Linked DNA regions of Homo sapiens: region 1 is linked to region 2. A link is a loop called in an ENCODE intact Hi-C map of the cell type or tissue named here. Cell type or tissue: A673. All regions are shown on one strand. Links, peaks and the distances in the headings refer to the core of each region. The heading gives the core; the rest is flanking DNA.

Region 1 (2,916 bases), core at 205-2,704, 270 kb before region 2:
GGCTCAAAATCTCCCCCATTGAGCACCTTATGACCCCCACCCCTACCAGCCAGAGAACAACCCCCTTTGACTGTAATTTTCCATTACCTACCCAAATCCTATAAAATGGCCCCACCCCTATCTCCCTTCACTGACTCTCTTTTCGGACTCAGCCCACCTGCACCCAGGTGAAATAAACAGCCTTGTTGCTCACACAAAGCCTGTTTTGTGGTCTCTTCACATGGACATGAGTGAAACTCCACAGCAGGCCCTGTGGCATACTGGAAAGAGCCCTGGTTGGGGCCGGAAGATCTCAGTTTATGTCCCAGCTCTGTTCCCCACTTATTGAACTGGTCCCCTCTGAACCTCAGTTTCCTCCTCTGTAAACCAGAGATAATGATACTCACCTTCTAGGCACATGTCACCTTTGCTCCAGTACCCAACAAGTTCCTCATCTCCATCTAAGACCACCTCAGCCTGGATTTCTTGTCCATATCATTATCAGCATTTTGGTTAAGGCCATTCAACAAGTCTCTAGGAAGTTTCAAACTTTCCCACATTTTCCTGTCTTCTTCTGAGCTCTCCAAACTACTCCAACCTCTGCCTGTTACCCAGTTCCAAAGTTGCTTCCACATTTTCAGGTATCTTTTCAGCAGCACTCCACTCTACTAGTACCAAAATCTGTATTAGTTCGTTTTCATGGTGCTGATTAAGACATACCCAAGACTGAGCAATTTATAAAAGAAAGAGGTTTAATTGGACTTACAGGTCTGTGTGGCTGGGGAATCTTCACAATCATGGCAGAAGGCAAGGAGGAACAAGTCACATCCTAAGTGGGTGGCGGCAGGCAAAAAATGAGAGAGCTTGTGCAGGGGAATGCCTCTTTTTAAAACCATCAGATCTTGTGAGACTTATTCACTATCATGAGAACAGCATGGGAAAGACTTGGCCCCCATGAGTCAACTACCTTCCACCAAGTCCCTCCCATAACATGTGGGAATTCAAGATGATATTTGGGTGGAGACACAGCCAAACCATATCAAATTGGAACAGTAACAGCAGAGGTTTGTTATAGGAATTAATTTAGAGAATAGTCATAAAGAAAAAGAATAGCACTTGGACTCTAGTAATCTCCCCCAAAATCATGGTGATTTTTATTTATCACCTCTTCGGTCTGAGCCCCAAAGCTTCTTGCCTGCAACCTCTTTATATACCTTACACCTGTCAGTTTATGAGCTCTGGGCAGGGACATGAAGAGTGATTTACCTGATGAAGTTGCCCATTGCTCTGAGCACGTGAGACAGGAACCACTACATAATATATATTACATATAATGAATGTATAACATCACCCCTTTTATTTATTTTTACTGTGTTATTTAAAAATACCAGTCACAAGGCCAATTAGCTATTACAAAGATATGTCTAGTTACTTTAACACAAATTTTATATAAAATGTACTTCCTATTACTTTTAGATGAGAAGGAAACTCATATAGCCTGTGGTTCCCTCAGAACTCTCACATGTAACTTTTAGTGAGGAAAATGAGGAACTTTCTGAGCTATCCACAAGGGGGTAGACTGATTCCATTTCTTCTGGAAGGTATCCATGGGGTCATCATTAATGATCATTTAAAACTGATATTTCTCATTTTAAGCAACTGTCTCCTTCCAAGAAATAAAATTTACTTATGCAAGCAAGATGCCACTTTTTTAGGCTGACAACTTACAGATGACCCTTGGTTTAAAAATGTATTGCAAAATCATTTACACACATTTTCCCTGCAATCAATCATGGAGGATTCTAACAAATGCCACATTCAGAATCTAAGAACACTGCGGTCTTTCCACTAGAAAGTCAAGCAAATTATTTAAATTCCCAGGGACCAAAAAAAAAAAAATCTTTCCTCAACATCAAACAAAACATTCTCTCTTTGAAAATGTAAATCCCTTGAACATATTCAAGAATTTTAACAAGCTTCCCAGAAAACTATCCTATTACTCTTTGAAGGCCTTAAGGAATTTTCTTAAAATAGTCACATGCTACTCAGGGTGTGGAGAGGGCCTAAGTGACAATGGGAGTCAAAGCTCTACAGTAGGGCCCCAGAAGTCCCCATGTACCTCCTTTCAGAAAGGAAGAGCGGCCCCCAGAGAATTACTAGGCACATGGAAGGGGTATGGGGAAATCTTCTAAAAGGAATAAAGCACAGGACCCGTTTCGCATCTGTTTTGCATCTGGGGTTAGCAGTAGGACACAGAGCTCTGAACTACAGGAAGAGCCTCAAAGAAGATGTTAACAACAGAGAGTTTAGAGAATGTGGAGCTCTCATCTGTTTTAACTCCTCTATCCAAGCCTTGGGGTGTGTGTGTATGTGTGTGTGTGTGTGTGTGTGTGTGTGTGTGTGTGTGTGTGTATTTGTGTATGTGTTCAGGGGAAATTCCAAGAGGATGAAACTGAGGTGAAAGGCAAGTCAGAGGTAGAAAGTGGCCTGAGCTGATAACTAAATGCTAGTTTCACTTCAAAGAACTGGATCTTCATCTGACATCAGAAAAACAGAAGAATCAAGAAGGCACCAGCAATTTCACTCAAATAAGTTTTTCCTGAGGAAGTAATTGAGTATGTTTTCAGAGACATAGTTTTAAGATATTTATCACAGCTTGTCTATGACAGGAAAAATTAAATACACAAACAAGAAATTTAAAAAAGAAACACCCTTAAGTATGCAACAGTGAGGGATTAGCCATATAAATGATGCTGTATCCACATAAGAGAATAGTATGAAATGATTTAAAATTACAACTATCACCACGGAAAAAGGGTCATCATATTCACTTATATTGTTGGGTGAAAGATGATTATAAAGCAGTCTATATAGGTTGTATACACTGTGATAGATTTACAGATGTTTTTAGTTCTTTTTTGCTATTTTAAATGTTCA
Region 2 (2,916 bases), core at 309-2,808:
TGCTGCTTCAGGGCATTTGCACTCAGGACCTCTCGGCCTGCTGCCTTACTCCCTTCAGCCTCTGATGAACCAGAATCTCCCCAGGGGGGGTTTCTGAATGCACAGTCATCCCCCACCGCAGCTACATGCTCACCATTCCTATTCGTTTCCTCCTTCCTTTCCAGACTGTCTCTAGAATGCAAGCTTCCTGAAGGAAGGCTTGCCAAACGTGATAGGCTTAGTAGTGGCCCCAAAGACACACCCACTTCCTAAACCCTGGAACCTGTGACTGTCACCTCATGTGGCAAAAGATGGGATCAAATTAAGGATCTTGAGATGGGGAGATTTCCCTAGATTATCTGGATTGACCCTAAATACAACGACAGTATCCTCATCACAGGAAGGTGGTGGGAGATTTCACACTCGGAGAAGAAGGCCACATGAAGATGGAGCAGAGAGATTTGCCCCAATAGAGAGACCCTGAGCACTCCAGTCTGTCTGGAACTAACACCAGCCACCCAGGCTATCTGCCCCATGCCCCAACTCACGTGTAGACTTTGGCTCCTTCATGGTGATTTCTGTTATTTGGTTCTGCGGGGGCTCATGTCCTAAGGAAAAAATTACATTTTGGCTAACTAGGGTTTACCACACCTCACAAAAGGATTGCAAACTCAAAGGCTTACAGGAGCCTAGAACATAAAATAAATATATACGAAACAGGACTGGGGGAACTGAGGCAAACTGGGATGGAGCGCCAAGCGTCTGCACCAGCAGACGAGTGCCCTGCAGGAACCCGAGCCCAGGCCAGCCTCATCTCCTGACTTTTCAGCTGAAGCTGCAAAAATTGAGGGTTTTATTTCCAGGCTTCCAATTTTAAAATGTTGACAACTTGGACAAAATGTATACAATACCACACTGTGTGGCCCATAGTAGCTGCTAGTTTCTTCTTTGCGGACAGGGACCCACTGAGGCAGAAGGCACCAAATCCAGGTGGCTCCTAGCTTGATTGGGGTGCCTGTCCTGAACATTAGGACCACTTTCCCTGCAGGATCCATGGGGGAATTCGATTCTCCCAAGTGAAAACATCAGAATTCAGTTGAATTCCGATGCAGCTGCACGTCTGCAACAAACACTTCCAACAAATAATAGAGTTGTGACATTCATCATTCCAACAATGAGAACAAATACCAGAATTGAATAAAAAGTTGTGTCCTTGATTTTCCTGGGTGCTGTTGTTGGAAGGCGGGGGTGGGGGGCACCTCAGCTCCTATCTAAAAAATCATCCAGGCCAAGCAGTTGTCAATTAAAGACTGAGAAAGGGAGGAGGGAAAGGCAGCCCTACTCACATCTCGCAGGGCAGCTCTCCACCTGAGCTGAGGTGGGCAGAGTTAATTCCTCCAAGAGCCTTCAGCCTTGAAGAGGTGACATGGAGGTAGCTCTAGCCCTGCAGGGGGAGCAACTATGCCGAGTCCCTGAGAGCTGCCTGAGGGTGGGGACAGCTGTCCCCACCGAGCGTCGCGTCCTCTGAAAACACACAAGCAGGCAATTTCCTGTGCACAAAAGTTGCCCAACAGTGCCCCCTAGCACTCATAATGACATACCTTCTTAGAGTAGGGCCTGGGAGGTTTTAGAAAGTTATCTGAGAGAAGAGACTAGGGAAAAATCTGGTTCTCCAAGTCATACTTGCCAACAACATTTGGGTGTGTTGGGGTTGGCGAGCAGGAGTGGGTAGGGGATGGGGGGGAAAGGAAGGCAGATTAAGGGTGGCATTTATCAAGCACTGGCCCTAGCATTCGTGCCAGGGTTCCCTGTTTCCAGGAGGACCAGATCATGGCTTACACTGAAGACACATTAAGGCTTGCCAAGGTTGAGCTGAGAGCCCCCAGGCTTGATTTAAAGGTGTTGGAGGCATTCCATGGTCTGTGGCAATCCCATCAGCAGTAGAACTTACCTGCAAATGGCTGAGCCACGATGGCCCTGAGCCTCAGTTAGAACCTCTGCAGCTCTACAAGCCACTTCTTACTGCAGATGGGCCCATAGGAAAGTATGTGCCCATCCCATGCCATGGCCAGCCAATTGCAGGCAGACAGCTAAAGGCCAAACACCAATGACAGGTTCTGAGGTAGGTTCCCAACACGTACACAGCAGACACCCTTCAGGTAAATGGCCAACAAAAAGAAACAGCCAAAGTCACTAAGTGAACCACTGGGTGACAAGTTGCCCAGGCCCAGTTGGTGATTTATGGCTCATGAGGTGATGCAGTCCCAGGGAGCTTCTGGAAAACTACTTGGAGAGAGCTCTGTAGGCAGGATTGCTCATTTTCTCATCACTTTTCCATTTTCATGATATAGATCCCCCCTGGGGCAGAGGGAGGAGGAAAATGCTTTTTATATTATGGTAGTGGCCATGTGGAAAAGACATATTTCCCTCAACATTCGATTCCGAATGAAAACGCACGTTTGTAAAGCATATGTGAAACATGTCATGCACGAAAGGTATGAAATATTTATTGTCATGGCTTGGGTTCGTTTTGTGAAATATCACAGGACAGGGAGAAAACTGTTAAAAGTGAGAAACTGCTGGGGAGAATGGGAGCTGCTGGCCTTAAGGATACCTTCACAAAGCAAGGCAGCAGACAGTGCTGGGAACAGAGTGGGGTGGCTGGAATATAGATTCATGTGTGCTTGTACTCGCATCAAGACTCTCTGGAAGGATACACAGGACACCATTACAGCAGTTACCTGTGGGGAGGAGTGTGAGAGAGACTTTCCTCTCTACTTTTTATTTTGAAAAAAAAAAAAAAAAGTGAACTATGTGAATATGTTACCTTTTCAAAATGGGATATAAAAATAAAACAAAGCTTTTCATTTTGGAAGGCTCAATCATTGAAGAGAACTAAAACATTCAGAGCATATTTTGATGTAAAAATTTTAAAAA

What was found. Hi-C counts contacts between places; a loop is a spot of excess contacts. Peaks named below come from ENCODE experiments on the same cell type or tissue, not always from the same donor. Only the 100,000 strongest peaks of a DNase experiment are listed, where the experiment ranks them.
Region 1: a loop joins it to region 2, with 10 times the contacts of the local background. A loop is called at or near these places in 8 of 110 quality-filtered maps.

Annotation. Positions count from the first base shown.
Region 1 is chr5:135,728,317-135,731,232 of GRCh38, reverse strand. It overlaps a transcript of SLC25A48 not described here. Among named protein-coding and RNA genes, the nearest start is that of MIR5692C1, 73 kb to the left of the region's middle. In A673, for the core only: a CTCF peak has its summit at 1,550 (motif pointing right); no DNase peak of the experiment used is centred there; H3K27ac peaks cover 495 bases.
Region 2 is chr5:135,461,049-135,463,964 of GRCh38, reverse strand. No RefSeq gene overlaps it. Among named protein-coding and RNA genes, the nearest start is that of TIFAB, 10 kb to the right of the region's middle. In A673, for the core only: CTCF peaks have their summits at 1,340 and 1,539; a DNase peak (open chromatin) is centred at 1,514; H3K27me3 peaks cover 1,173 bases.